Linked DNA regions of Mus musculus: regions 1, 3, 4 and 5 are each linked to region 2. Evidence: chromatin loops called from intact Hi-C (ENCODE). Cell type or tissue: left cerebral cortex. All regions are shown on one strand. Links, peaks and the distances in the headings refer to the core of each region. The heading gives the core; the rest is flanking DNA.

The links. Hi-C counts contacts between places; a loop is a spot of excess contacts. Peaks named below come from ENCODE experiments on the same cell type or tissue, not always from the same donor. Only the 100,000 strongest peaks of a DNase experiment are listed, where the experiment ranks them.
Region 1: it touches region 2 in a loop (4-fold over the local background); 10 of 42 quality-filtered maps call a loop at or near these places.
Region 3: a loop joins it to region 2, with 3 times the contacts of the local background. A loop is called at or near these places in 20 of 42 quality-filtered maps.
Region 4: it touches region 2 in a loop (2.7-fold over the local background); 4 of 42 quality-filtered maps call a loop at or near these places.
Region 5: it touches region 2 in a loop (2.8-fold over the local background); 21 of 42 quality-filtered maps call a loop at or near these places.

Annotation. Positions count from the first base shown.
Region 1 is chr3:79,492,520-79,498,631 of GRCm38, forward strand. Fnip2 (folliculin interacting protein 2) reads right to left here. Exons shown (of 17, transcript NM_001162999.2): 9 at 757-958; 10 at 313-401. Among named protein-coding and RNA genes, the nearest start is that of Gm36442, 17 kb to the right of the region's middle. In left cerebral cortex, for the core only: a CTCF peak has its summit at 2,864 (motif pointing left); a DNase peak (open chromatin) is centred at 2,839.
Region 2 is chr3:79,219,198-79,225,309 of GRCm38, forward strand. The region is part of intron 1 of 4921511C10Rik (RIKEN cDNA 4921511C10 gene); the gene reads left to right. It also overlaps a transcript of Rapgef2 not described here. Among named protein-coding and RNA genes, the nearest start is that of 4921511C10Rik, 9.3 kb to the left of the region's middle. In left cerebral cortex, for the core only: CTCF peaks have their summits at 2,647 (motif pointing right) and 2,855; DNase peaks (open chromatin) are centred at 2,634, 4,751, 5,110 and 5,298; H3K4me3 peaks cover 451 bases; H3K27ac peaks cover 1,576 bases.
Region 3 is chr3:79,435,644-79,441,755 of GRCm38, forward strand. It overlaps a transcript of Gm17359 not described here. Among named protein-coding and RNA genes, the nearest start is that of Gm36442, 73 kb to the right of the region's middle. In left cerebral cortex, for the core only: CTCF peaks have their summits at 747, 2,501 (motif pointing left) and 4,254 (motif pointing left); a DNase peak (open chromatin) is centred at 753; H3K27ac peaks cover 967 bases.
Region 4 is chr3:79,466,156-79,472,267 of GRCm38, forward strand. All of the region lies in intron 14 of Fnip2 (folliculin interacting protein 2), which reads right to left. Among named protein-coding and RNA genes, the nearest start is that of Gm36442, 43 kb to the right of the region's middle. In left cerebral cortex, for the core only: a CTCF peak has its summit at 3,276 (motif pointing left); a DNase peak (open chromatin) is centred at 3,460.
Region 5 is chr3:79,443,149-79,449,260 of GRCm38, forward strand. It overlaps a transcript of Gm17359 not described here. Among named protein-coding and RNA genes, the nearest start is that of Gm36442, 66 kb to the right of the region's middle. In left cerebral cortex, for the core only: a CTCF peak has its summit at 3,168; DNase peaks (open chromatin) are centred at 2,183 and 2,519; H3K27ac peaks cover 494 bases.

The DNA of each region.
Region 1 (6,112 bases), core at 738-5,737, 270 kb after region 2:
AGCCAGCTCAGTCTAATAGGCAGTTCCAGGCCAGCCAGGACTACATAGTGAGACCCCCACTTTAAAATAAACACAAAACAACAACCCCACCCCAAGAACACAACAAACAAAAAAACTGACCCCATTAAGAACTGTCAGGCACAGAGAGAGTTATTACTCAATGTTTGGCTTTACGTACCCTGCTCTCATGGGTAGCGACACTAAGATGACTAAATATGGCCAGTCCCCCAACTCTTTTAAGACATAGACTCATGACAGTTGGTCATACTACTGCTCATCACTTCCTGTTGGATTTCCAACCTTGAACTTTACCTGAATTCTCCCAGTGCTTCCATCAGACGGCTCACATAGAACTGGACTCGGAGACTTGATTCAGAGATCTTCCTACAGGAGATCATGGCCTTCATGGAAGAGAGAGAGCCACGTTACTCTCTAAGAAGATATTCCTCTATGACTGGCCTGCTGACTCACTAATGAACAACGATGCTATAATACATTTAAAATATTGATGGTAATGACATTCTTCCTCATCAAAACCAGTAACTTCCTTCCCTACAGCACCCTGGTCTCTAGCCTTAAAAATCCTAGGGTCATCATACAGGACACTCTTTGACCGCCTTACGCAGGCCATCTCCACATAACGTGTCACTTTAAACTGCAAATCTCTCCCCTATTGGCCACTAAGTAGGTCACAATCATATCACCTTCCATTTCCTTATTTAAGTGTTTGCCTGGAATGGAGCCCGGGGCCCTTACCTTTTCGATTGCACCCTTCAGCCTGTTCATGTGAGATTCAAACAGGGGGAAGTGGGAGAAAAAGAAGTCCTGGAAATCCCGCTGGGCGGCCTCTCTCTCACACAGGGAAAAGATGATGCTGATGGCGATCTTCTTCCTTCTAACCATAGCTGGATTAGAGCTACACGTTTCTTCGGCCAAGCTAAATGTCTCATCAGTTGACCTGGAGGAAAATTAGGTTTGAAAAGCGGCCATGTATCACTGAGTCGCTGAAGGTAAGCTGTCTTGTCGTGGGGTGACACTCAGAATGCTTGTGCAGAATACCGAGAATTCAGCCGGCCAGCCATCTACCTCCAACTCATTCTCTTACTCCTTTATCAGGAAAACCAAGAGGATATGCACTTACCAACATTACACGTCTTACACACCACCCACCATCTTACCATCCAAAGCAGCTCAGACGGAAGCCAGTGGCAGCTTAAACGTGTGACTCTCACCCTTCTGATTGCACTGAGGAGTGGGAGAACACAGGGTCTAGCTAGAGAGGCACTCGTGGGGTAAAAGTCTTTGCTGTGTTGCACATGCCCAGTCACCTGAGCTCCATCTCTGAGATCCACTGAAAAGGCTCATGTGGCAGCACAGAGCCATGATCGAAGCATCCCCACTGCGAGTGACAGGCAGGGACAGAAGAATTGGTGGTGGGACACTCGCAGGCCTGCTAGCCTAGAATACGACACAGGAGAAACAAGAGAAACCTTGCCTCAACAAGACAGAAGGCAAGAACTGACTCCTGAAAGTTGTCCTCTCATGCTCACGGTGCTCTCTGGCACATGTGTGCCCTAGAATATAAAACAAACGAACCACGGAAACTCGGGTCCTTGTTTTTTAATGATAGGTAAGAACAGATGAGAGACTCAGAAGACGGGTCCTGTGGAATATTCATGCTTCGACACTCACTGGCACCATCCCCAAGGCTATTAATACCAATAGATGAAGTAACTCCTCTAAATGCTCCAAAGAGGCCATGTGATTAACTGACTGAGCACTCTGGAAAATCCGCTAAGCAGAAAGGCTCAACTCTCTTCTAATATGGTCAAAAGGCTCTGCTTCTGTAATAAAAGAATTACAGAGCCAATAGCTTCTTAATACCCGTCTTAGGAATAATACAATTACGCTTTAACCATGACTCTTATTTAAATGCTATGAAGAGTCACGAGAGCTACCACAATATCTACTAACAGCAAGAGGGAAAATAAGAAAAAAAAAATTGTTTTGTTCTACACCAAAGTAAAGGCCAGAGTATACTGCAAATTAGTATAACTAGCCTGTCACACAGCAGCACGTGGCACATTTTCTTTGTCACCAACTATACCATTTTTAGGGCTCTATTCACAGTCTGCAGTCTCTTGTAAGTTTTGAACTATATGGGATTTTACTAACACACGCACTAACATTTACTAACATACGGCCAAAGCTGCACGGTTAGGAAAGCAATGTTAAAAAGAAGGCTCTGAGGTGTCTGTTTCTGCTCTCTCTATCATCCCTCAAGATCTGGGATGAGGGTGTAGGCCATAAGGTCACTCCTGATCTGCAGGTGTGGAAACACACCAAATATCCTAATAAACCACCAACTCTTTTCTCTGAGAGATCTGCCCATCCTAGTGACAGAAAAAGCTTGGAGAATCATGCAGACTGTCACAGATTTTCACACAGAAAGTGACCTGCTATTTGAAAAGGCTCCTACTCTTGTTATAAAGTCCCTGTATTAAAAGCTTGTTCCTATGCACCAGTTTATTTCTGTTACACAAATAGAGATTCTAGCCAAGTGTGGTGGTGCACATCTGCAATCCCACCAACTCAAGAGGCTGAGGCAGACAGGCTGAGGATATAGGTTTGAACTCAAGTCCAAGGACAGCTTAACAGTGTGATCATGTAAAACTTGCCTCTTTGCTGAATGTTCTATTTCTCACCTTTCTCAAAAGCAAAGCACTCGCATCCTCCTCAAGCCACTTGGACTTTCATGCGCAAACTGTGGCCATCGCTGGGCTGTCATTCACCTCCTTCTCTCCCTCTAAACTACGTCACCACAGCTATGAGCTTTAGCACGGCAGAGAGTGCCACCTGCTGAATGCTGTAAAGCTTCCCTGGCTGAACCGAGGCCACATCTCACTGTCTCCATCACACATCTCTTCGAGCATCTAAAGCCACTGGACTTTAGTGTGTAGTCCTGGATCAGCTCTCCACAGTGAAACAAACCAGTGTCCTGATTATCTTTTAAGTATTATTCCACAACAGAGAATGCTTGGGAATGTTTCAGAGAACCAACTGTATAGCCAGATACTTTTTCATCCTCTCTCCAGGTCCATGTGTGCTGCACAAGCTGTTTTGGAGTACACAAACTGAAACAGCGCTTGCTTGGGGACAGAAAGCTCTCTGGCAACGATTGTAGAGTTATAACCCAGGATGCAGGCTCTTGGAAATCAACAGTGACCAGATGCTCATCCTGACTGACCCATCAGCTCCAGCTCATGCTACTGGATGCTCTGCGATGCACTACAGGGAAGATCCGGAAGCACTCAGACCAGTTAGTGGGTTTTAAAACATGAGCGCACATGCATGCGTGCGCGCGTGCACACACACACACACACACACTCACACCATGGCTACTCACTTAAGCCTTTCCCATCACACAGAGGAGGCATGGAATTCCATACTCTATCACATGAGAGTGTGGAGTACAGAGTTAGACCCTATGTCAACAAAGAAATAAGTAAATGAAGCTGTGTTTTGTTACACTTAAGAATATACTCTTATATGTAAGTACCTCAAAATCATAATCACTCAAATTTATAACTATCATCATTTTAGCACATATGAATAAACTATAATCGATATATCAGAGCTGCCAAGCACAATTACTGTTGAGGTCAGATTTGAACTTACACTGAACCTATGAAACAGATAGTATGATGAGCCTAAGAATGTCCCACTGGCAACTTTGTTCAATTTAATAACTAGAAGGCTTGCAAGGGGCATGTCTCCATGTCTGGCTCCTTTGGGATTCGGGTGTTTCTCCCTAAGGGATGAAATGCCCGAGGCTCCTCAGCCCCCACAGGTATCAGAGCTATTGCTAGCTGCAGGATACAAACAGGTGTCCAAATAACCCAAGCTTGCCACCTAGCACGATGAAGTCAGAAAGGAGCCAGCCTTTAGATTTACATCATCCTTAACTACTAACTCTCTTTAAGAAGAATATTCTACTTATTTATATTAAAATTAGCTTTCTTTTTTCAGATACGGTCTCATCCCATAGCCCTGGCTGCTTGAAACTTGCTACATATACCAGGCTGTCCTCAAATACATCTGTCTCTGCTCCCTGAGTGTTAAGAGTTGAAGGTGTATACCACCATATAGGATAGGAAGGGTGTTTTTAATTACTGTGGACTTCCTTTCAAAGCCAGAAGCTTTTGATGCCAGGCTCTGTTCCAGTGGTAATGTGTACGTGCACTCTAGCACTCAGCCGTGAGAGGCAGTGTGTGTGCACACCAGCACTCAGCCGTGAGAGGCAGTGTGTGTGCCTGTACTCAGCCGTGAGAGGCAGTGTGTGTGCACTCCAGCACTCAGCCGTGAGAGGCAGTGTGTGTGCCTGTACTCAGCCATGAGAGGCAGAGTGTGTGCCTGTACTCAGCCGTGAGAGGCAGAGTGTGCCTGCACTCCATGCTCTAGATCAGTGTCAGCCCCAGAACAGAGGATGGGAATGGACAGAAGGGAGGAAACTGAGTTTCCAGGCCACATACTTCCTACAGGGAGTAGTCAGCAGCAGAGGGAGGCTCCTGGACCTCTCAACTGCACGTTCCTACAGGACAGGCTGGGACCCACAATACACTGATCACTGTGTTTCCTCTTCTGTGTTAGTTACAATAGCAGAGTGGGACATCAATACTTAGAAAAAAATAAGATTTAGAGAGAATCATGATACTGTTTTGTACCATATTAAATTATAACACAAAAATGTTATTTTTAGAATTTATAATTTTATGTTGTTCTTCATATAACACTACTATATTTTAAGTAAGATTTTTTAAACATGAGCTTTACATTTTAGCACCTGTACTAGCATTCTTCTTGCCTTATGAGTAGGGGCCTGGCATTTTCACATTGCACTAGTCCCATAAATTATGTAGCTAGACCCACTACGTGCCCAGGCTTTCTGAAGGTCAGATTCTTAGTTAGGTGGAGGCTCAGCAACAAGTCACAGTTCCCAGTGCCAGGTCTCCACTCAGTTTGGTTTTTTATATTTTAGAGGCATAGGCTTGAAAATGCTACCGACAGCTTCAGATATAAATCTGAAGGGATGGAAAGGCATTTGCACTGGAGAGCAGTCCTGTGACGGTTCTCTGCATCCATCTCTTCCCACTGCAGAGGCTGCAGAAAGGTAGTGGGGATGGAAATGGCATGAACCTGACACATGCCAGACTGATACCAATGAGAGCAGAAACACTGATAAGTTTGCCCCATTGGCCAATGTTTTATCTGCAGTTTAAAAAAAAAATTCTGGGCACCTGAGAGGCAGAGGCAGGTGGATCTCTGTTGAGTTCAAGGCCAGCCTGGTCTATATAGTAAGTTCCAGATAGCCAGGGCTATGTAGAGACCATGTCTCTTTTTTTTTTTTTTTCTTTAAAATTTGTGTATGTGGCTTGTGTACCTATGGCATGTTACATATCTGGAAGTCACGGGTAACTTCCTAGAGCCGGCTCTCTTCTTCCACTGTGTGGCTCCTGATCAACCTCAGGTCTCTGAGCTTGGCAACCGGTGCCCTTAACCACAGAGCCATCTTGAGAGCCCAAATTTGGTTTTTTTTTTGGTTTTTTTGGTTTTTTTTGAGACAGTGTCTGTGTGTAGCCAAGGCTGGCCTTGGACACAGCTTGCCCTAAGTCTCCCCAAGTGCTAAGATTATATATATGCACTGCCAATGTTTTATTTGCCATACACTAAACGTGACCTGACCACCTGACTGGATCATCTAGTTGTATTCTCCTAACGCAAAGGCTGAACCCGTTACCATCCTAATGCTTAAGAAGAAGCTGCAGGGACCCAGTTAATATGCTCCAGCACGTGTGTGATGAGGGCAGAGCTAGACTTGTCTCTGACTCCACAATCTCACCACTCCACTTTAGTCCACTCAGTAGACTAAAGTGAAGGACCAGCTGCAGCCTTTTAGGGTCTTGAGAGAACAGAAGAGATTCCCTCAGCTCTCTGCTCAGCTTATCTTCCTTTGGGGCTCCTCATCACCCTCGGTCCCCCCCAGAGTCCCCACCACTTCGATTCTCCCCGCTTGGTTCCTATGCACTCTGAGCCTTCACAGTGTTTATCCGGT
Region 2 (6,112 bases), core at 680-5,679:
AAGCTGGCGCCTGTGAGCTCTAACTCAAGAGAATGAAGGCCCAAGACGCTGTGACAATGAGCAAACCTGCGACAGTCTAGAGTCAGGTGACAAACGTCTGTGGACTTGGCCTTAAGGAGGAGGAGAGAGGGACACACACTTGCTCAGACAGTGGTCACAAGCCAGGAACTGCCCGGATGGCAACATGCTCTCCTTTGGGAGTTCTTCAGACATAAATGTCATTTATCCTTCTGAGCAAATGCTCACAAGCAGGGACTCAGAGGGCTGTCTCCAACGTTACTCATGAGGCGTACAAAGGCTACATTTTCAGGGCTTGGTGGTGCAGCAAAGTGCCTGTGTCTCCCAAGATGACCATTCAGTTTACAAGTTTTATTTACAAGGTCCCTAGTATTTCCACACTAAAACATATGCAACAGCTACACTAAGAATGAGGAAGGAGAGAGAACACATCCTTGGGGCCCACCTCTCCTTCCCCCACTGTACGTGACCCTGGGATGTGACTGAGAACATATTTGTGAAGTGTACTGGCTAGTTTTGTGTCAACTTGACACAGCCGGAGTTATCACAGAGAAAGGAGCTTCAGTTGAGGAAATGCCTCCATGAGATCCAACTGTAAGGCATTTTCTCAATTAGTGATCAAGGGGGGCGGTCTGCTTGTGGGTGGGACCATCTCTGGGCTGGTAGTCTTGGTTCTAGAAGAGAGCAGGCTGAGCAAACCAGGAGAAGCAAGCCAGAAAAGAACATCCCTCCATGGCCTCTGCATCAGCTCCTGCTTCCTGACCTGCTTGAGTTCCAGTCCTAACTTCCTTGGTGATAAACAGCAGTGTGGAAATGTAAACTGAATAAACCCTTTCCTCCCCAACTTGCTTCTTGGTCATGATGTTTGTGCAGGAATAGAAACCCTGACTAAGTCACAAAGTAATAAATGCACAGGGCATTTCGTAGCAACACAGGGCACATACCATGCCCCCCAAAAAGGTAAGTTTATCTAGGAAATCAGAACGACTACACCTCTGCCAGCAGAGCTAACGTGCTCCAGAAACATTTACATACTCAGAGTTTTTACAACATATTCGTTTCATCTGCAAGCATCTATATAACCCCTAATGGTCAAATGAAATATTTACAAAGCTTATTAAAGGGCCCAAACAGTTTTTTGCTTTTTTTTTCTGTTTTGTTGGTTTTTGTTGGAGACAGGATCTCACTATGTAGTCCTACCTGTCCTAGAACTCATTCTGTAGACCAGGCTGGCCTTGAAGTCGTAGGGATCCACCTGCCTCTGCCTCCTGAGTGTCCTGGTATTAAAGTGTGCACCACTACACCTGACTTCGAGTTTTCTGCTTTTTAAATTCAGGCTTTTAACTACCATTGTTATTGTTATATAATTTTGGTGTCCCTGTAACTGAGTATGTACTCTACCACTGAGCTAAATTCACTAACCCTTAAATCCAGATTTTTATTATCAGCTTTAAAGTGAAATGTGACCCATGTACAGTTTATCATCTGTAATCACTATAGCTCCAAATGGCTTGGTTGGAAAGAGGAAAAGAAGAAAGAAATTCTTGATTTTTTTTCAAGGCAGCCACCTAATTTTTCCTCCAATATAGACCAACTAGGAACATATTTAAGGCTGGCAAAGCTAAACAGCATACTGCAAGCTTCCCTCTGGCAACCCAAGAGTGTCATATAACATAAAAAACGGAATTTCCTTCTGCTGCTGAGCATTCAGGGGTCCCAGCTCTGGCATCCACATACAGACGCACATATCCTTCTTAGAACCCTGCACGAAAGCCATTAACTATACTTGAACCCACAGACTTACACACACACACACACACACACACACATTTACATGTTAGTCTTTTAGATGTTTAAAATGCAAGTCTCAAGCTGCACTGCAGACGCTGAAACTCTCCTCTGAAGATGCAGTCTACCACCATTCTCGGATACTTTTTCATCTGAAGATGATAACTGAAATCCAGGGTGGTATATGGTTTCTTCTAAACCTCTCTACTAGGAATAACACAGTTTTAAGGCACCACTAAGAAACTGTATGGCCCTGCATCATTCAGTTCACAGAGCAGCAGCCGCTCTTTAAACACCCTTGCTAGCATTATTTCCCAAAACACACCCCACAGAAGCTAGTGCAATACTGCATACATCATGTCTGAGAGATCCACAGAGCACACTGAAGTCATACAGGAAGAGTCCAGAAACTTCTCCATTGCTAGGAAGGGTGAGGGTACCTACCCCAGGCAGGGCGTGTTTGCACCTTCTAGGGGCATCAGTCAAGCCTCTGGCTTGCAAGCTGCCCCGCCCCACACCGCATTCCCCATTCAGGGAAAGCACCAACAATCTCTTCACCTTTTCCTTTCCTCGCCATGACCAGGGAGGAACCTGATAAAGTCTGTAAAACACACTTCTCCCAAGTGAACAGTGAGCAGGCGGTGGGAGTGTGTGTGTGGAGGGGGGGGGGTACAGAGAAAGAAGAGGGTGTCGTCTCTGCTGGGGTACCATGTGCTTTCTCCAGCACTCTTGAGAAGGGTGGGGAGAAGACAGGAGAAACCGGCCTTCAGTATCATCAGAGAGCTTTGGGAAAGGCCTCTTAATGGGCTCAGACAATCCTCAAAATGGCCACAAGGTGGCAGAATGGATCAACAGCCCTTTCTTGGGACTCAAAAAAGTAAATATATATATATATCTGGTCACAAATTCAGGTCTTTGAGGATCATGAAGAGAACAATGGTTTTTGTCGTGCCTCTGCTGGGGGACACTTTAATACCCCCCCATCTGATTCCCAGCACCCCTGCTGGGTGATAAAAGGGATTTTAACCAGCCTCTCCACCTGCAGGGGCTGATACAGCCCAGAGCAGTTAGAACAAAAGCCGAGGTCACTACACCACAGAGGGGTTTCAGGACAGCACACTTAAAAGTTAGGAATCCAGACCACCAGGTCTTTAACAAATAGCTTAAGTATCTATTTTAAATATCTATTTAAACCACGTGAAAGCAAAATACTGTTTTTTCAAAGTTACTAATTAACACCCAAAAGAAAAGCAATCCTCTGGGGTGGTGATTTCATTAAGTCCACGTGGAAGGTGAGGAGGCGTGGTAACCGGGACACCTAGCTGAAGTCACCTACCCTGAGGCCCAGGTGTATCCCAAGGCTTATCTCAAACCTCGGATTTTTATGACACGTGGGTGAAGAGCAATGTTCAGGTTGCTCTGTGGTTAAAAATTCCTTGGATATTTTCCACAGAAAAAAAGCAACCTATGCATTTTCTTTTTAAACAGGGGTATTGAAAGCATACAGGGCTATCAAGATGGGTCAGAGTGACTGTGTGCTCTATTCATGCCTGACTACCTGAGTTCAACTCCCAAGACCTCCCTAGAGATGGCTGGAGACCCCACACTCCACAAGGTGTCCACATGTTCTCTCCCCAACATGCACCCACTCAGACAATAATAACACGGTGTTTTTAAAGTAATCTTACAGTAATGACTGCCTCCTTAACGCGGGAAATACAAACTGGACTTCAGGATTGCGAAAATTCACCCTTGTTCCATTCCACTTGAACTTGGTGTTAGGGACCTGAGACCAGTCAGGTGTCCATCCAGAGGAGGCAGAGACAATGAGACTCAGGGAAGTCTCCCTCTCCAAGGCTTGCTGAAGGAAATGCAAGCGCTAAGTGAGGTGACTAAAGGAAGCCACAGGAAGTTTTGTTTACAAACTGTGCATTGTTCACGTAGGGAAAATCGTGTAAGCAAGTTGTTTTCACTTCTGAAGATTAGAATTTCTCTTCAGAAGAAAATGTACATTTTACCAGAAATTCATCCCGTGGACAAATGACGTGTTCAAATCAATCACTGCTTGTAAGAGTCTGTGCTTACCTTCAGCACAGTGTCTTAAACACCAGCAGCCAACAGCTTCCCCAACCTCTTAGGGAGAAAGCAAACTTCACATCCGATACCTTCATTTTATAGTGTTTAATGTCTCAGCTCGTAAATTGGAATTTTAATGTTATGAGAATAAATTAACAGAATTGAAAATCTATCTGCATTCAACTGTGCTCTCTGTCACTAAGTTCTCACCGGTTGATGAACAATGATATTTTCAGTTGACATTTAAACATCTGAATAAGCACAACCTCCGAAAAGGTCAATCAGCTATGTACACACAGATACACACACGCACACACTCACTCCAGTGAGTCCCGGTCAATCTTTACTGTTTAACAATTAACCAAACGCCAACTTCCATCCAGCAGTTAAAACACTTAGCTGGCTACACTGCCAATCTGGTCTGGCTCTGGTTACCTGTGGAAGACCTGTCTGGGATCAGGTGGGCTAAAGGGGCCACTGAATTGCCACCTCTCCCAAGAGAACCGTGTCCACACCTCATCCATAGGATGCCTGAGGTTTCTCACAGTCCGTCATCTAACCCCAGAGGTTTGATCAACGGCCCTCCAGTGGTGGCATGCAGAGAGGGGTCTGAAGGAAGGGACACAGCAGAGCAGGTCACTGCGGACAAACACAGCTCCTCGCTGCCTCTTAGCAAATAAATGCATGCACTCTCTGAAGGAAGCAGATTTTAAATATAGAAATTGTCATTGCTGTCATTTTGCTAGGACAAAAGACAAAAATAATTCAACATCTGTTTCTCCCGTCTTGCACGATCTGCAAGGTCGCAAGTACCAATAGTATTACTTATTCCCAAACCTCGTCTCTCCCAAGCGGATCTCAGAAAGAGCCTGTGAACGACAGAAACGCTAGCCACTGCTCAGGCTGCTCTCTCAGACCTATCTGTGAAGGAGAGCTGCAATGAAGGAGACAGCTTCACCACACACAGATCGCCACTTACAGAGAAGGTGAGGGCACTCACGGCAGGGGCTGGGGTGGGGGAACCACTGGATTTTGGAGAATTGGAGGCTTATAAAATAATCAATTTTTTTTTTCTAACCAAGCATCCCATTGTAAGAACAGGTGAGTCGGTTTCTGGACCGACTCCGTCACAGTCACAACTCTGAAATCTCCTTTGAAGCACCAGCCAAACGTTTATCCATAGTTCTGGAGACGGCTGTACCTCTCCAGAGGATGCAGTGTGCACTTAACAATCTATGTCTGTGCCGGTGCCCTTTTTACGTGACGGACCTCACCTTATTCAAAACTTCATTCTATCATTTTCCTAAAAAACCCCTCCTCCTCTGAAGGCGACCATTACCAAGATTCTTTAGAAGTCAGCAGAGAGCAGAGTGTCCTTGGAGTGCTGAGTCTCATCTTGGGAAGCCATTCACTGCAGAGTATGCCGCAGAGGGAGCAGAGGAGGAAGGAAGATGGCCCTGCTCCACGAAGCCCAAAATTCTCTGCCATAACAAGGTGTGGGCTGCTCTGGAACCAGGGCTATAAAGTATAGCCGAGCTTGTGTGACAATGGCTGCTGGGACTCAGGGTCCACACAGGCAGGAGGAACGGGCAGATGCAGAGTCTTCTCCGAGGAAAGAATAATCTCAAGGAAGGGCAGGGCAGGGCGTCCAGGGATGGGAGTCTAGGGAGAAATTTCCACTACCATGCAGCAAGAGATGACAGGACAACATGGCAAGATCCTTGAGAGGCTAAAATTATATTCAGCTTTAAAAGCACAGCGTTATTTGGGGCTCATAAACTCCCTTCTGTTGTTGCTGTGTCTACAGTGCCCTTACCTGAGATTATTACCAAGTAGCCCAGAGTTTGTCTAGTAGCCTTAAAAGAGGGGCATTTTTTTAAAGATTTATTTATTGATGTATGTATATGAGTATACTTTAGCTGTACAGATGGCTGTGAGCCTTCATATGGTTGTTGGGAATTGAATTTAGGACTTCTGCTCCCTCCAGTCTGCTTGTCTTCAGACACAACAGAAGACGGTGTCAGATCTTATTACAAGTGGTTGTGAGCCACCATGTGGTTGCTGGGATTTGAACTCAGGCCCTTCAGAAGAGAAGTCAGTGCTCTTACCCACTGAACCATCTCACCAGCCTCAATGGAGGTTTTTACATTGGTGTCTGGATTTCTAAGTGGTGGTCTAAGTGAACCAGTCTTGCTCAGGGAAATTCCCAAACTCAGGACCTATGTGTGGT
Region 3 (6,112 bases), core at 434-5,433, 220 kb after region 2:
TAAGGGTTTGTATGGCATGAACCACCCTGTCTTTAAATGTCGGCTCTTGCCTATGTAGGGTCCTCAACAGCATCTTGTGCTCATCCATTATAAACCAGATTCAATTTTGTCCAACATCACTTCCGGTTTTTTTAATTCCAAGTGAATAAGATGAATTTTGCCTTCGAAGAACTTATCACCTTGCCGGGGACTAGTTAGGGGTAGGGGAGCAGACACAGATGAAATGACACTATAGTTGATGATAGATAGCATGCAATGATAGAAATACTGAATCAATTAGTGTTTGGGGACAGGTACTATACTTGATGCTGGTTCAGATACCTAAAAACCTAACAGTATCAGTTACAATAGGACTGAAAGACCTAGTGGAAGCAAAGCCCACAGTTGAAAGTTTAACTCTGGGCAGGAATCTAGAGAAGGCTACCCAAACTGAAGGATAGGTAGGATCAGCCTTGAGAGTGGCTGGATTTCGAGTCCAAAGTGTTGCTATTTACAGATGTAATTTGCATGTTCAGACAAATTCCTCTTTGAGCCCAATTATCATGTATTCGACAATAAAAACAGTTCATTTCTAGTCTCGGAGGCAGTGTGTGAAGCTGGCAGGGTTGATGCAGAGCGGCTGGCTTGTTTTCTGTCTAGCAGCCTAAAGGCTAACTCATTAAAATTCAAGGATGGATGGCATGGTGGGTGGCTGAACAAATGTCTTCTTCATGGAGCAGAGCTGAGGCCTTCAAGACATTTCTCCCAGAAGCTAAGCTGCTCTTTGCAGCTGTTCAGTAAGACACCACCGGGGCGGTACCTCCTCCTCAGATCCACCTCGACACATATGGTCATGACAACATCAAGAACAAAAACAGGAAGACGTCATGGCATGGGGCCATGGTTATACCATTCCTTATTCCAAAATAAGTCATTTTAAATATAAAATTGTTTAAACCTGAGCCTGTTTCCAGTTTATGGTTTAACCAAAGGCAAGAATTATTCCACAGCCCTGGGGATGAACCCAAGTCCTCAAGTGCTCTAGGTAAGGCATTCAAAGCACCGCAGGGGCATCAGACATATGGACTGGACTTATGGATGCTTTTATAACCTCTAGTGGATTATATTATTGGACCAAAAACAACAGCACAAATTTTGGTGGAAGTATTTTAATATTTTTACTCTGATTCTGTATTATGGATCTGATATATTATGGGTTGGAGCAAATGAAAAACAAAGTGAGATTCTCATTCAATCATTCCTGCTTTGAATGAGTACGAAAATTCTTGGAGGAGGTGGGGGGGGCATTACAGATGTAAAAGAGATGAAAGTCTCTGAAGTTTATTACAATATCACTCATCATGTTCACGCCCATGCGTGCATGTGCACGCGCGTGCACACGTGCACACCCCCACACCATTACTACTACATGGATTGTAGTTGTATATTTATTTTCCCCCATATTCTCTTCACTGCAAAGACCTAAACATAAGGGCCAATTCAGTAGCTGAAAATTCCCTTATGTTTTAGATAGGGTTTTACTACTATAAACAGACACCATGACCAAGGCAACTCTTATAAAACATTTAGTTGGGGCTGGCTTGCAGGTTCAGAGATTCAGTCCATTATCATCAAGGTGAGAGCATGACAGCATCCAGGCAGGCATGGTGGAGGCGGAGCTGAGAGTTCTATATCTTCATCTGAAGGCTGCTATGAGGAGACTGACCTCCAAGCAGCTAGGGTGAGGGTCTTAAAGGCCACACCCACAGTGACACACCTACTCAAACTGGGCCACACCTTCTAAGAGTGCCAATCCCTGGGCCACACATATACAAACCATCACACGTTAGTACTTAGATTCTTTTAGTTTGTTTTAGGGACTAGATCACATTGTGTAGCTCGGGCTGTTCTTAAACTTACTCCGTAACCCCCCAATTGGCCTCAGTCTTGCCTCAGTCTTCGGAGTGCCAAAAGAAAACAAGCATACATCCTACACCGGGCTAAGTGTTCAGATTCTCCAAATACCTTCACACCAAAAGCAATCAGGGCATCTTGGAGAAATGGCTAACTATAGCTTTGGAGAACGAGATGAAATAGATGAACCTGAAGCATCTCAACAGGCCATGCAGCAAGACCAGACAGCAAAAGAGTTGTCAAAACTCACTGTAGGGCTGGAGAGATGGCTCAGCAGGTAAAAGTGATTGCACAGTAAATGTGATTATCTAAGTTTTACCTACACACTCATGTAAAGATGGAAGGAGAGACCAGATTTCACAAAGCTGCCCCCTGACCTCTGAAAATGTGCACTCACATCTTTATATCCACTCACCCCATAACAGCAAAGCAAAGCAAAGCAAAACAAAACAAAAAACACCCTCTCAAGTCGAAAGGAACTGGAGGAGTCAGACTTGAAGAGATTTTGGGGCTGGAGAGATGGCTCAGCGGTTAAGAACACTGGCTTAACCTCTTCCAGAGGTTCTGAGTTCAATTCCCAGCAACCAAGTGGTGGCTCACAACCATCTGTAATGGAATCTGATGCCCCCTTCTGGTGTGTCTGAAGGTAGCAACAATGTATTCATAGACAGAAAATAAATAATTCTTTTTAAAAAAGAGAGAGAGAGAGAGATTTTGTGGGCCAGAGACAGAGCATTTGCTTAGTAACCAGGAGGCCTTGGGTTCCATCCCCAACACCAAAACAAATCAGTACAGAGGCCCTTTTTGGAGCATTCCAGTGAACTAACTTTGAAAACAGAAAATAGGAGGAAATAAAGTCATGTGAGTTCCACTTTTGCAACACACAGCACACCACCATATAACCACACAGAAAGTGAGGTGACTTTAAAAGAGGAAATCCAAGTTCTCCAGCTTATGAATACAAAAGGAGTAACAGAAATGGAGGCACCACCCCCATGTGAGGCCTAAACAGTTACTGCATCTATGCACTGGTGCTAAGAGGCCACCAGGAGCATCGCAAGCAGAATGCGTAGATCGTATGTGCCTCTTAGGTTATGTGCCTTGTGATGGGAGAAGCTAGGCCCTTTCTAGAGATCATTAAATGGTTCTGAGGATGGAACCCAGACTCTCCTGCAAGCTAAGCACGGGCTCTATCATTGAACGCCTTCCCATTCTCCTTTCCAGACTTACACAGTAAAGACCTAGCATGGACTTCAGCATGTGACTGCCTCTGGAGGTAGACATTCAAATGATGTCACCGAGGAATCCTAACTCCACTGATATTGGGAGTTTCTTAAAGATTGATTGATTGATTGATTTATATGAGTACACAAGCTATCTTCAGACACACACCAGAAGAGGGCATCAAATCCCATTACAGATGGTTGTGAGCCACTATGTGGTTGCTGGAAATTGAACTCAGGACCTCTAGCAGAGCAGTCAGTGCTCTAAACCACTGAGCCAACTCTCCAACCCCAATATTGGGATTTTAAAAAGTTATTCCCCCTTAACCTAAAGTGTTCTGGTTGGAATCTGTGTCTCCACCCTCCCCTCCTAGCATTGGGGTTCCAGACATATCCCACCATGTGCAGCTTTTATGTGTGTTCTGAGCATCTGAACTCTGGGCCTCATGCTTGCACAGAAAGAAAGCATTTTACCCAGGAAGCCATATACCCAACCTTTAAGGAGATTTTAAGAAGAAATTAGGGTTAGCATGTTGCTCAGTTGTTAAGCCTTTCCCTGGCATGCATGAAGCTATGGGCTTAGTTTTTAGCATCACAAAACAAAAATAAAGGAACATGAGTATGCTCATTATGAGAAGAGGTTGTCGGGACACAGGTACAGACGGGCCCACAAGACACACATGGAGAGACACATCTACCTCGCTGCTATTTAAGCCACCAGCTTGTAGTGTTTTGTTACAGCAGTCCTAGCGAATTTGTGAAGTAGCCTTGCCACAGAACTCAGCATGACACAGACCCAGCTCCGACTCCCACTGACGACGTGTAGAAATAAAACGATGTCAGAAAATGTCAAACAGTATCAGTGAAGAGAGACAGAAGATACATGACAGAAGTTTTATGGGACAAGCAACCCAGTTTTGTTAACGAATGAGCAGTTAAGACGTAATAAAAAGCCTCAAAGAGTCACCAAAGAGGTGTGAAGCTAATTTGGATTTTCCAACACTTAAAAAAGTTGGGCTGGAGAGATGGCTCAGCGGTTAAGAGCACTAACCGCCCTTTAGAAGATCCTGAGTTCAAATCCCAGCAACCACATGGTGGCTCACAACCATTCATGATGAGATCTGATGCCCTCTTCTGGGGTGTCTGAAGACAGCTACAGTGCACTTACATATAATAAATCAATAAGTATTTTTAAAAAGTTAGGAGACAACTCAACTTTTGGATAGTGATTAGTCAAAGTATTAATTGTTTAGGGTAAATACTGGCCAAGCGGTTACGATAAGAAAAAGATGTCATGTGTTTTATACCATAGAGATAGGGTGTCCTGGGGATGGGGGTTAGTAATGAAGAGAGAGATGAAATAAGATTGTCTGTCAACTGATGCTTGCTGAGTTGGGTAATGAGTAGTAGGATACCGTCATTTGTGCACTGTGTGATGAGGAGTGGGGCACTGTCATCTGTCCACTGTGTGATGAGCAGTCGGGCACTGTCATCTGTCCACTGTGTGATGAACAGTCGGGCACTGTCATCTGTCCACTGTGTGATGAGCAGTCGGGCACTGTCATCTGTCCACTGTGTGATGAGCAGTGGGGCACTGTCATCTGTCCACTGTGTGATGAGCAGTGGGGCACTGTCATCTGTGCACTGTGTGATGAGCAGTGGGGCACTGTCATCTGTCCACTGTGTGATGAGCAGTGGGGCACTGTCATCTGTCCACTGTGTGATGAGCAGTGGGGCACTGTCATCTGTGCACTGTGTGATGAGCAGTGGGGCACTGTCATTTGTCCACTGTGTGATGAGCAGTGGGGCACTGTCATCTGTGCACTGTGTGATGAGCAGTGGGGCACTGTCATCTGTGCGCTGTGTGATGAGCAGTGGGGCACTGTCATCTGTCCACTGTGTAATGAGCAGTGGGGCACTGTCATCTGTGCACTGTGTGATGAGCAGTGGGGCACTGTCATCTGTGCGCTGTGTGATGAGCAGTGGGGCACTGTCATTTGTCCACTGTGTGATGAGCAGTGGGGCACTGTCATTTGTGCGCTGTGTGATGAGCAGTGGGGCACTGTCATTTGTGCACTGTGTGATGAGCAGTGGGGCACTGTCATTTGTCTGCTGTGTTCAGTGCTTCAGTTTTGCAAATGAGTAAAAGCAAATTGCACCACCTCTCATTGTAGCGAATAAAGCGATAGATTTCCTATCTAGAGAAAGGAACGTGCTCCAAACTGACACCAAGCAGCTCCAACGCCACGCCTTCCCTTTCTTCCCTCACCACTCACAAAGAAGCAAGGGATGTCCAGGAAGCACCAGCATAAATAAAGGAGGCCTGGGCTGCTGAAGCTGGCAGGGGCCACTGGACGGCTTATGTGCCAATGTCAGGAGTGACACTGCACTCTTAATCGGGAGCCTCAGATGATCTATTAGGTATTTGGACACCTGCTTCTGAGGCTATGTGCATGGGACTGCTTGATGCAATGGTCACTTCATATAAGTCACTTTAAAACACCGAATGAGAAGCATCCAGCCCCTCTGCGTGTTTCCACGTTGCAAGCAGGTTCTTGGCACCGGGAGCGTTTGCAGTATGTTGTTGTTCTGTGCTAGAGGACGGGTTGGAGTAGATTTCGGAGCCTGCGTAGGGGAGCCCAGCTGGAGTCCAGAAGGGCAACCAGCAATGTGCTGGTGACATCATTAGTCACATTCTGGAGCTCAGGGAAGGAAGCCAATCTGGTAAATTAATGAAGACGTGTTCACTCAAGGCACAGAGACGATTCCTGTTTCACTCCTTTAACTCAGTGTAGTGGTAGAATGTTTAAAAAGCCTTTACAATAAAGTGGTCATGATTCCTGGGAAATAAAAGCAATAAAGCAAACTCAAGTGCCCACAGCACTAGGTTTGAAGCATAGGTGCATGTAATAATGCGCAAGACTGAACAATCTCTGAGTGGGTGCTTTGTTCCAAGAGGGAAAAGAAAAGCTGCGTGTACATCTTCCCTTTCTCTG
Region 4 (6,112 bases), core at 480-5,479, 250 kb after region 2:
TTACTATTAAATTTACTGTCTTTATGAAGGACTGTATTCCCATTTAGAATGAGGAAAATCAAAATAAGTTGAAGGATCCTATTGCTATTTTTCCAATAAAAAGATTAGTTAAGATAACATTCCATCCTTTAGGGGCTAAGGAGACAGTTCTGTATGAACAGAACCCATGTTTAAAAAACAAACCAGACATGGTGGTGGACACTTCCACCTGGCTGGTCAGCCAAGCCTAACTGGTGAGTGCTGGGCCCCAGTAAGAGAGACCCTGTCTCACAAAACAAGGTAGGTGGGACTGGAGAGAACGCCCTGTTTTTCCAAAGGACAGCAGTTTGGTTCCCAGCACCTTTTAGGCAGCACACAATAGCCTGTAACTACCTCTAGGGGATCTAATGACTGTGGGTACCTGCTTATGTGTAGCAGACACACACACACACACACACACACACTCACATATACCTTTAAAACCAACCAAACAAACAAGTATCAGAAGCTGGAGAGATATCCTAAGGAACAATGCACCCAATGGTGACCTCTGGCCTCCATATATACAGGCATGCACTTAAAAAGTACTTAAAAATAGTACTTTTAAGATACACACATGTGCACACACACCACTACCAATACCAGTTCCTTAAAGTTATAGCTTTAATTGTTAAGCAAAGTTTCTTTAGTAACTGTGGTTGTACACACCAATCATTTCTAATAATTATATTCAGGCTGAGGACTTGATGAATCTAAAAGGTCAAAGTCTGGCCGCTGAGACACATACTTAAAAATGTTCAAGTACTTCATAATAAACTGTGTCATATGGTATAAACATCTGTAATGGTTCATCTTAGTTGTCAAGTGAGATTTAGAGCATGCTTGTAAAGGATTGTCTTGACTGGGATATAAAAGGTGGGAAGACTGGCTCATGATGGGCGGCACCATTCCCTAGGTTGGGATCCTGTATAAAGAGAAAGTGAAGAGCACAAGCATTCATTATTTTCTGCTGCTTCTCCACAGATGCAATGTGATCAGCTGTACTGAAGCTCCTGCTGTTGTGACTGCTGCAGTGACAGACGATAATCTCAAACAGTGAGCCAAAATGAACCTTTCTGTTCTAAGCAAGTCTTGTCAGGGTATTTTATTACCGTAACAGAAAAAGACTAAGACAACCTCGAAACATCAGAAAAAATGGCCTCACCTCATAAATATCTCATCTCTCAAACTAGGCTTTTGCTCTGCCTGTAGTTGCTCTGAATTCATTGCCTTCCTGTAGCTATCCAGGATGGAAACTTTGTAGTTCTGTAGGTGTTAAATAGCTGAGCTAGTGATTCATATATGTGGTAAGTTAGTAGCAGGAGCTGATGGTAAATGGTAAGAGGTCCCCAGGGATGGTCTTTACCCAAGCCTCAAGCCCAAAGCCTCAAGGCTTGCATGTGCTCTAGGAGTTGGTAAAAGCAGCATTTTACAGGAGCCCACCGAGTCCCGGCATCCTGTGTGCACCCACATGCTATAGGTTTACCAGTCAGCTACTTGGTTTTTTTCATCTGGAGTTATTTCTCCTAGTTTATGGGGGATAATTTTGATATTGTAAATATTCTTTTCTTACATCTTCAGAAAGGCTGTTTTTCTGATTAATTTAATGCCTGACTTTTAAAACATCTCAAAATTTTACAGTACAGACATAAATAATATGTAGGTGTGATGTTTTATAATAGAATGATTACATTTAATTTTATCAAATTAATGATCGATTTTACCATGAAATTGTTTCTTACAAATATTAGTCATACTGTTAGAAGTCTTCCCAGCTTTATGCAAGTGTCCCATGGTTCATGTGACTGACATGTGTCCATCATTTTATGTTAGAAGGGTATTGGTGTGCTAGTTGGAAGTTTGTCTTTTAGACTCTTTTGGGCTTCTTTTTGTCTTGTTTACTGACGTAATTTACACATTACAATTCACTAATTATATACGTAAATTGGATGAGCTTTAACAAATGTATATACTTGTGTACCCACTGTCATAAACCATGCATTAGAATTTTGCTGGACCCACAGAAGTCCAAGTTCCTTTGTAGTCAGTCCTCTATAGCTAGTTATCTCAGCAACAACTAATATGCCTTCTAGAACTGAAGTGGAAATTTCTGGTTTCTTTAACTCAGTTGTGTCATGTGATGTTTTCCTGGAGGCTGTCTTGTCAGAAAGCATGTGATGTTTTGCTGAAAACAGACACTTGAGAGGGTGAGTGATGTTTAGAAAGAATATAACTGAAGCCTCACAGACAGGGGGTTGCAGTGGGGAGCTTGTGAATTGCTAAGTCATGCAACGTGACCTTTGCTGGTCTTCACTTCATAGAAATGTGCTAAAGAACGTCTCGTGGTATTCCGGCTGCTTCTGGCAACTTCCACTGCTTGTGCTCATTTGGTGGAGCCTTGCTGTTTCTGCTGGATCAAGCCACTGCTACTGATTCATGTTTGGTGTTTGCTGTTGAACTGGACTGCTGGTATCCTGACAATGAGGAGTGGAATCGTTCCAAGAAACTACTTCTAAACAGATCCACCACACCCTTTCCTTATTAAGCTTCCTTTTCCTCTACCTCTGGTCAGTGGGTTAGAAGGGAGGTTGAAGTGTTTAAGAACCCTAAATAAAATAGAGGTTTTGAAAAATCTAAGCCTACATAGAACTATTGCTCGAACTTTTGTAGAATTTCATGTCTGGCTTCTTTAAAAATAGTACTTTTAAGATATAGCTGTAATCATTGCATTTTAGTGCCTTATTTTTGAGTATCCTCTTGTAATTTGTTTTTCTGGAGATGGCATAGCCATATTGCTCTTGTGGAAGTCCTGGGTTCAGTTCCCAGAACCTACGTGGCAGTTCACAATTGTCTCTGACTCTAGTTCTAGAGAACCTGCCATCTCTGCAAAGAGCAGCCATGCATATGGTGCATGTGCTTCTATGCAGACAAACACTCATACATATCAAATAAAAGATAAACGGAGAGACAAAGAGAGAGGAGAAAAGAGGAGAGGAGACGGGGAGGGGGAGGGGAGAAAGAGAGAGAGAGAGAGAGAGAGAGAGAGAGAGAGAGAGAGAGAGAGAGAGATTGTTTCAAATGTGGCCAACAAGAACAAAACAGCAGAGCTAGAGAGGTGGCTCAGCAGTTAAGAGTACTGGCTGCTCTTCCAGAGGTCCTGAGTTCAATCCCCAGCACACACATAGCCCGCCCCCCATGGTGGCTTATAATCTCATAATGAGATCTAGTGCCCTCTTCTGGTCTGTAGGAATACATGGATGATGCAGACCACTGTAGACATAATAAATAAGTAAATCTTAAAAAAGAGAAAGAACAAAACAGCCATGAGCATTCATATTTACAAATCTTGGTGCGAACACTGTTTTACTTCTCTGAATAAATCCTGAGTGGAAATGCTGGTCATGTGGTAAGTGCAGGCTTAACTCTGCAAAGTGGCTCCACTGCCATCTGCTATATATTCCAGCTTCTGTTACTTTGTATCAATCCTGGTCTCAGACTGTACTTTTCAATTGTAGCCATCACACAGAGTGCGTAGTCATTTTAATTTGCATTTTTTCTAATAGATAACAAAACTGATCAAAAAATGACTGCTTCACCAGCTGCGCCTTCTGACAGACCTCACTGTGTCCTCCATGCACATGAGGGAGGGGGCCGCGCAATAGCACAGCGATCATAGCCCCATGCTCTGCTCCTTGCCCCAGTGCAGCAGACAGCACGGCCAATGCTTGTGAGCACTTTCCTAACTCATTCCTAAAGAGGCTGCCTTCTGTTTTTATTTAGTACCATCCAGCACCCTGTGCTGACCATTTGTTGCTTTGAGCTGCTTATCTGAACTTCCTAACTTCCTTCTGGATAAGGCCTGGTGGGTCTGTAAGCTGCTGTCTCCCCTCTATCGAGGTGCCCAGGCCATAGTAAGCCAATGCTCCTTTCTTGAGATGCAGAAGGAGGTCGGGTGGCAGCAGCACTGGGCAGCACTGGGCAGCGCTGTCTCTTCTCTCCCCGACAGCAGGTAGTACAAACCCTGATCGCTCTGCTGCTCTCCCAACTCTATGTGTTCCTCATAGCCTTCCAATAGAGTCTTCTGCTTACATTATGCTCTGTGAGATGGACTACTAACTGCATGCATCTCCGGCTGGCCCCACACTCAACTCAACAGTGATCCTGTTGCCTCAGACTCCTGAATGGTGACATTAGAGGCATCTGTCACCAAGCTCTGCTTCAAAATCTAGCCTTTAAAACACTGATCTGAGGGTGATTTGGGTCCTAGCTTCCAACTGACCCTAACTTCCTATATGTTCTCCCTGCAGCAGAAAAAAGGAGGGAAGGTACATGTGCCAATCCAATCTCCCAACAGTCTGTGTGGTACCGCCCGCCACCAATGGGAAGAGTCTCTTTAAGCACTGAAGAAGAAAGAACATTCTCTATGTGTGAACTATAGCAGAGGCTTGTAGCAACATATATGGTCAAGAAGGGCAGAGGGCTTGGTATATAAAGTTAAAGCAGTAACTCACTAAGAAAAAGAAATGTACGAGGAAGATCACTCATGGAAAGTACGCTGAGCCTCCTTTAGGTCACGGGAGCACAGGAGCAAGGAGAAAGAACACAGGCAGAGACACGGGGCCTGTGGGTCAGCAGTTTCCTCAAGCCCCTCCCTAGCACAGGGGCAGGAACATGGGAAACGCTACCTCCTGAATTATAACAGGCTCTGCACAGACAAAGGATGGAGCCCTGGCATCCTGCTCTGCCTTACAGCATGGGTTTCCTGATATGTACAGACTCCAGCAAGAGAAGGGTGTTGAGCACTGAGGGCCTTGGAAACACTACAAGAGTTATATATTCTCAGACTAAATCCTTCACGCTCAGTCCCTGAGTGCTCCTGAAGAGTTAGCCACGCACATCCACCTCAGAGTGTCACCTAGGACCTGCTTATTTGCTGGAAAACAAGAACGTTCTAAAAGAAATATGACTCTTAAAAGTCAGGAGAAAGCAGCTGGGAAATGGTCAAACCATCACGGAGAGAGATCACACTGGTTGTACTGTGAGGGAGCTCGACTGCCATACAGTCAGAGAGATGACACGTAAGCGCTATTGATTCTATTGACTGTTGATAGCCCTACTAATAGAAACAGGCCTACTGGAGAGGAGCCAGGTTAAATGCACTATGATTTGGCCTAAAAGTCAACTGCTAACTAAGCTCATATAGACTTGGAAGAAATCTAAAAATCCATGTTTTGGGTTGTTTCAGCAACACAAACCTACACATACCCGATGCCCTGGAGCTTAATTAGTTTGTGTTTTTGTGACATGCCCTCAGTATGTAGGTCCCAGTGGGCTTTTACCCTGGGGCCAGCGAGGGCTTTAACTTGTGGTCTGCTTGCCTCAGCCTCTTCAGTGCTAGGCTTACAGAATTTTCCTCCAGTTCATTTTCATCATGGTGTTTTTCCTGTGAAGGCAGCCACCATGCCTAGCCCTGGCCCTTACGGAACAAGTCTCTTCTGAGAAGGCTCTATAGTTGAAAAGTGTATAGCACCACACTGCACAAAGGAAAACAGAATTACACTGATGGTTTCTGATTTGCTACACAAAGACTAGTCTGGGACTCACACGCTAGCCTCAAACTTGTGTGCCACATGCCCAGAATTACGTTTCTTTTTAACATTAACCTTTTCTTATTAGCTATATAATAATGGCAGAGTTTACTAAACAGATTTGGGGCATGTTGAGACAGAGTTTCATGTAGTTCACACTGGACTTGGACTCGCTATGCAGTTAAGGATAATCCTAAAATCCCAGTCTTCCTGCTTTGACCTTCCAAGTGCTGGCTCATGTAGAATTTTTTTAATATCACATCTTATCAAATACATATATGTATCAAAACCATACAAACCCGGGCGTGTAATAATACACACTGCTAGGCAGAAATTTCCTTAGAATTAAAGCATTCCTTCGTAGAAAGAGAGTGAAGCTTACTAAGATTCGGGAAATGAAACCTACAAGGCTCAGAAAGTCAATCAAAAGCCCCAAGGAGCTCCTGCTGCTTAAGGATGCTTGGGATCCCTCCCTAAAGCTGTGCAAGCAATGGCACCCGCTGCGG
Region 5 (6,112 bases), core at 491-5,490, 220 kb after region 2:
CCATGCTTCATCATGACTGATTATCCTTGAAAGTTTAGCATTCACATAATTCCTTAGTGTCCATTTCGCTTGTTTCTAGGCACAGCAGTTTAAAAAAATGCTTATTCATGTCCCCGTGTATGTCTTTGCTACATGACGTGGACATCTGGAAAGTCCCTGAACATACACTGGATGTATGCTTATACTGTAAAATCTGGCTAAGGCATCTATTATTTAAAGACAGGAACAACAAAACATCGCTGACACTGTAAGAAAAACAAGAACAAACCAAACCAAAACCTGAGAGAACAGCTCGCTGAAAAAGCAATTCATCACCCAAGGGTCACAGTGTAGATGCATGCCACCCTTTACACAAGTTACAACTGTACAACAGAATAGCTTCTGGGTCTTTGGGGTCATCAGTTGTCTTATTTGGCCATAATTTGGGGTTCAATATTACCTTTTGACTTTATTTTAAGTAGGTTGTTAAAATCAAAGATAGACCCTTGGTTTTGCCAGTATCCTGAAGTCCAAACATCAAGCAAGTATGGTAGGCATGTGCCTTCTGGAGAATTCTATGAGGCACTGTACCTAAGAAGCACAGCATCTTGGCCTATGGAATGGGCAGAGCTAGGAATATGGCTCAGCAGTTGAGCATTTGCTATACCCATGGGGACCTGGGTCCAATTCCCAGCACCCATGTGGAGTCTCTCACAATGATCAATAACTCCAGTTCCAGGGCATCTGACACCCTCTTCTGGCTTCTTGGGTAAATGGCATGCATGTGGTACATACACATGCATTTAAGCAAAACGTGTACAGTTTTTTAAAAAATTCCTTGGGGCTGGAGAGATAGCTCACTCACTGTTCTTGGAGAGGACCATGTGAGGAAGCCACAACTGCCTGTACCTCTAGTTCCAGCGCCCTCTTCTGGCTTCCAAAGGCAACATTGCAAACACACACACATACACGTTTTATATATATATATATTATACAGGGAAAGAGACACAGATAGACAGACACCTAAATAGAAAGAAAAAATTTCCTTAAAAAGAGAGGATAGCTTCTTATAAGCCCTGTTCTTTCCATTGGGCAATAGTTATCCTTTGCTTTTAAACGTTTTTCTATCAATAGCTGCCTAATATGTATGTTCTTTTGATCTGTCTGGTTTAACAACAACAATAAAAAAAACCAACCCAACTTTTGTTTTTTAGTAGTGTCTATGATATAGGCTGTTGATCCAGGGTCAAATAAGCACTATTCCAGGGGGAAAGATGAAATGTTTAGAGAGTAGTGTATGTACAGCATAATCATAAATAATTCTAGGGTGGTGTGTCAAGATGGAGAGCCAATCAAAGGAAACAAAGCTGTACTTAACTCACTTAGAATATGTGTGGCACCAGTCTGGAGCATCATGACACGCTGTCCCACCTTCCAAAACCTCTGCCCTCATGAAGGGCTGAGTGGTGATGCCTGGCTGCAGTCAAGGCCAGGCTGGCCTCTGGAGGTGGGATGGAGAGCACCCACAGTAAGGGTAGGGATGGTCTTTTCAAGTAGCCAGCATCTCTGAAATATTCCCCCATCTGTTGCTGTTCATCATCAGCAACCCCCTGCCCCATGAGCCTATGCAGAAGGCTAGCTTGAAAACGGGAAATATGAAGAAATTCATCTTAAAGCTCTCTCTTGAGCGATCTGATGGTAGGTGTGGGCTGCACTGAAGATGTAAAAAGATCCATGTAAATAAAGGTCTCCCGGGAGTGTCCCAAGGAGAGAAGAGAGGGAAGGACTTGTCCCTTAGACAACAAAGGACCTGACAAGTGCTTCTGTATGTGTAGCTCAAAACTTCCCCTTTGCCAATGGGACTTTTTTCACTTCCAGAATTAGAAAGAGCAAATATTGATGGTGCCTTGAGGAAGCAGCCAATGAGAGAGCCATATCCTTAGGGAAGAACTTAAGAGAGAGCAGGTCATTAGGGTCCTCCGCGAAAGCCAGAAATACACGGATACACAATGACATCACTTCATGGTGGGTACGGAAAACGCAAAGCCCCAAAGGAAGCTTGTCTCTGTGAAACTCAAGTGAGTAACTCACTGTGCTATATAGATTAGGTGGGAGGCTGACTCACTGGAACTCAGCACAGTCACTTTGAAAAGTTAACCTCAGAATCCAAGAGACAGCCGCTTAACCACTTATATGGAAGTATTTTTAGTTCCCCAGACAGAGCTCACAAGATGTGGGTCAGGGCAGCAGACAGAAGAGAAAGGGTGGCTTCAGGCACCGTGGGTGCTGGCCGCTTTGGTGCTCCAGAATAAATAGCTATTTTAATCAGCTTATGACAACATTCAAGCCAGTGACCAAGAGGCCACTGAATTGTTTGGTCATGAACCAAAGCAGCCACGGAGTCCACGAGGTCCCAGCTCCACACAAAAGGCAAGACACCTGGAACCAGGGCAGCCCGTCTTCACGGCCCCTCCTCAGCACCTGGAGTGTTTTCTCTGTCACAAGCATCCACAGGAAAGCCAAGCTTGCCCTGTCAGTTTTAGACACTTACGTAAGAAAAGGCCAGCCAGTTTTTCCTGAGTGCTAAAACCTATTTTCTCTCCTCAGCCCATTTCTTGATGTTCAGGCTGCTAGGAAAAATTTGGTCATCTCTGAACCAGCAGTTGTAGCGGAAATATCAAACATTGTTGTGTAATAAAACATTTTTAAATAGTAAAAGAAGTAGTCAATCTAAGATCATTCCCACTGTCTGCCAAGCCCTTCACTATGTGCAGGATCGCCGGCTTTCTAACTGGAGATAGAAAAAAAAATACACTTTTTAAAAATTTTTATTGATGCAAGCAAAATAGACCATAAATGTGTTCTATGTCAGAACCCACTAAAGATACTAAAGACACAGAAACATAAAGGGACTGGGGCTGGGGCTTAGTTGTGGAGAACTTGTATAATGGGGGTGACACTCTTATTCAATCCCACTAACACACACAGAGACACAGACACACACACACAGACACAGACACAGACACAGACACAGACACAGACACACACACACACACACACACACGCTGGGAAGATCACTCAGCAGTTAAGATCACTGGGTGCTTCTTGCAGAGGACCTGGGTTTGGTTCCCCATATCCACAGGATGGCTCACAACCATCTCTGACTGCAGTTCTAGAGGATCTGACGCCCTGTTCTGGCATCTGCAGGCATTGCACATAGGTACAGGTAAAACACTCATACACAAAATGTTTACTCTAAGTTTTTTTTTTTTTTTAACAAATGAGAATTAGGTAAAATTGAAGGTAGTGCTAACAGTAACAGGGCAGAAAGAATTTTAAAAATTTAAAAGAAGGCAATGAGGCTGAAGAGATGGCGCATCAGGTAAGACATTCGCTGCCAACCCTGATGGCCTGAGGTTTGATCTCTGGGGCCCACACCGTAGAAGAAGGGAAATGACTTTGGCAAACTGTTCTTCGGCCTACACACATGCACCATGGCACACATGAGCACACAAAGAGATAAACGTACTTAAAAAAATATGAATGAAATAGCCTGAGAAGTTAGACTGCTAGAGAGAAGAGATTTGAAAACACAAACTTCAAGGACTCCCTGAGGAGGATGTGGCCCAGCACCAGAGAGCTGCTGGGATATCAGACTAGAATGTGTGGAGAGCAATCAGTCTGGCACACGGGAAGGTGATGCTAAGAGCCACCAGGGTGCACTGGTGGGAACTCAGGGCCAAGTAGAGCATGAGGAGGAGGCTACCATAAGCCACTCTCAGTGCATTTAAGGAGCTAAAGGGAACTGCAACCCTATAGGTGGAACAACAATATGAACTAACCAGTACCCCGGAGCTCTTGACTCTAGCTGCATATGTATCAAAAGATGGCCTAGTCAGCCATCACTGGAAAGAGAGGCCCATTGGACTTGCAAACTTTATATGCCCCAGTACAGGGAAACGCCAGGGCCAAAAAGGGGGAGTGGGTGGGTAGGGGATTGGGGGGGTGGATATGGGGGACTCTTGGGATAGCATTGGAAATGTAAATGAGGAAAATACCTAATAAAAAAGAAGAAAAAAAGAAAGATGGCGTTGCCTATGATCCTCAGGGTGGGTGATGTTGAGCTGCCTGCCCCCCTTTTCTTCATAACTCCAGGGCAGGCTTGAAAACCAACTGCCTTAAAAGACAATATCCATGAGAAACAGCTGTCTACCAATTCCTGGAGGCAGGACATAGGTTTGAAGACCTCCGGGAAGCCACACACACAGACATGTCATAGTTAACCTGCCTTTGAAAACCCAGGAAAAGCTCCTTTCCCAGACTTTTCAATTATTTTAGCTCATTTTGTATGTAAACAGCTCAGTCTCATGGGCACTTGTCAAAAATAGATTAGCAGCAGTTATCCAATATCACAGTTATCAGTAATGAGTTGGGGCAAACAGCAGATGCCTAATACCTTAAAGGGACAAAACAGAGAGTGAGAGAGTGTGCAGGAGGCTGTGTGAGAAGTGTTGCTGCAGCTCCAGGAATCTAGAAGGCAGGATGCCCAGGATGGACGCGGTCTATGTCTAGAAGGCCTGATATCATCCAGGCTCTCACTCAGGCTGATCCTGAAGTACTGTGCAAAGGATAAGCTAAGGCTAACTTTCATAGTAACCTGCCTTCCAGGACATGGGAATAGACCTCAGTATGTAAAAAGACCAGTATCTCCAATGATTCAAAACATTCCAGAAAGTCTCTGGCCATCATTGGCTGACCATTGAACTCACCAAGCAGGAACTTCCAGGGACACATAAGACGCTTTATTTAGTTAGTTATTTAAGGATTTATTTATCTATTATATGTAAGAATACTGTAGCTGTCTTCAGACACTCCAGAAGAGGGCATCAGATCTCATTATGGATGGCTGTGAGCCACCATGTGGTTGCTGGGATTTGAACTCAGGACCTTTGGAAGAGCAGTCAGTGCTCTTAACTGCTGAGCCAACTCTCCAACCCATATGGTACTTTTAATAAATTGGAATCATCACTGGACAACATTATTGCCACTGCCAAAACAGTAGGGTGAATATTTAGGAAGCTCAATAGAACCTAGATAAATAGACTCACGGCTGTATACAGCAGGTCAAACCTCAATGACAACGACAAAGATAGACTATGGAAAACAGCTAAGGAAGGTGACATAAAACTGACTTCTCGGCAGACACTATGGAGACCAAAACCATGGGAAGATGTGGGACACCTTCTGTATTGTTCATGGGGGCTGGGGGAGTCCCAGAAGTACTCTGAACTGCACAGGCCAAAGACCAATGCTCTTGGCTGCCCACCAGAAATCGATGATGAAGATTCGATGAAGTTTGCTTGCAGGACACAAAGAAATCAGGCTGTAACAGAGCCAGCGCTTCCTCCATGCTGGCTAGGTTTCAAGTATGGAAGGTGCTAAGTAGGGTGTTGTGTGTTTGGGGTGGGGGGGTGGAGCCATCAGTAACCTTATCCAGCTGTGGAACCTCCGAGCTACACTACAGGCCTGCCAGGCAAGATGTGCCTCTGGCATAAAAGTCTGACTGTTGTGGGGTAAGATACTGAAGCCTGTTCCACAGAAGGAATCAAGGCTGACAGTGTAAACCTAGTGCAAAGCCGGTGCTTGGGAGATTTTCTTGCTAAAGCATCTAAAGCTAGACTTTAGGGTCACAGAGCTGCACTTTGCCTAGTTTCCATGGAACCTTAAAAGCAGCAGATATGCACCCAACCCTCTCACTAGGTCTTGGTGTCCCCCTGCTTCACAGACTCTTCCACACACGGCTCTGACTGGGCTCCACAGGCAATGGGGAGATGAGAGTGTTTATGGCTTCTATCAGGTGTCCACGGAGGCAGGAATGTCCAGCAGCTTCGCATCTGGAGATGCTGGGTGTGGGAAACACCTAGAACCTCCTCGGTGAAGGCAAGCAGGCCAGGTTTGCAGATGCCCTTGGGTCTGTGGCCAGAAATCTCCTCAAACAGTGAGAAAGGAACCAATCTCACCCACTGAAGGCTGGCAGCTGTTTCTAGACCGTCTCTATTTGCTTTCGATGTTTCTATTTTTCTATTCTCTTTCATCTTCTATTTGTTCCTATTACAGGCAGCCGAAGGCTTTT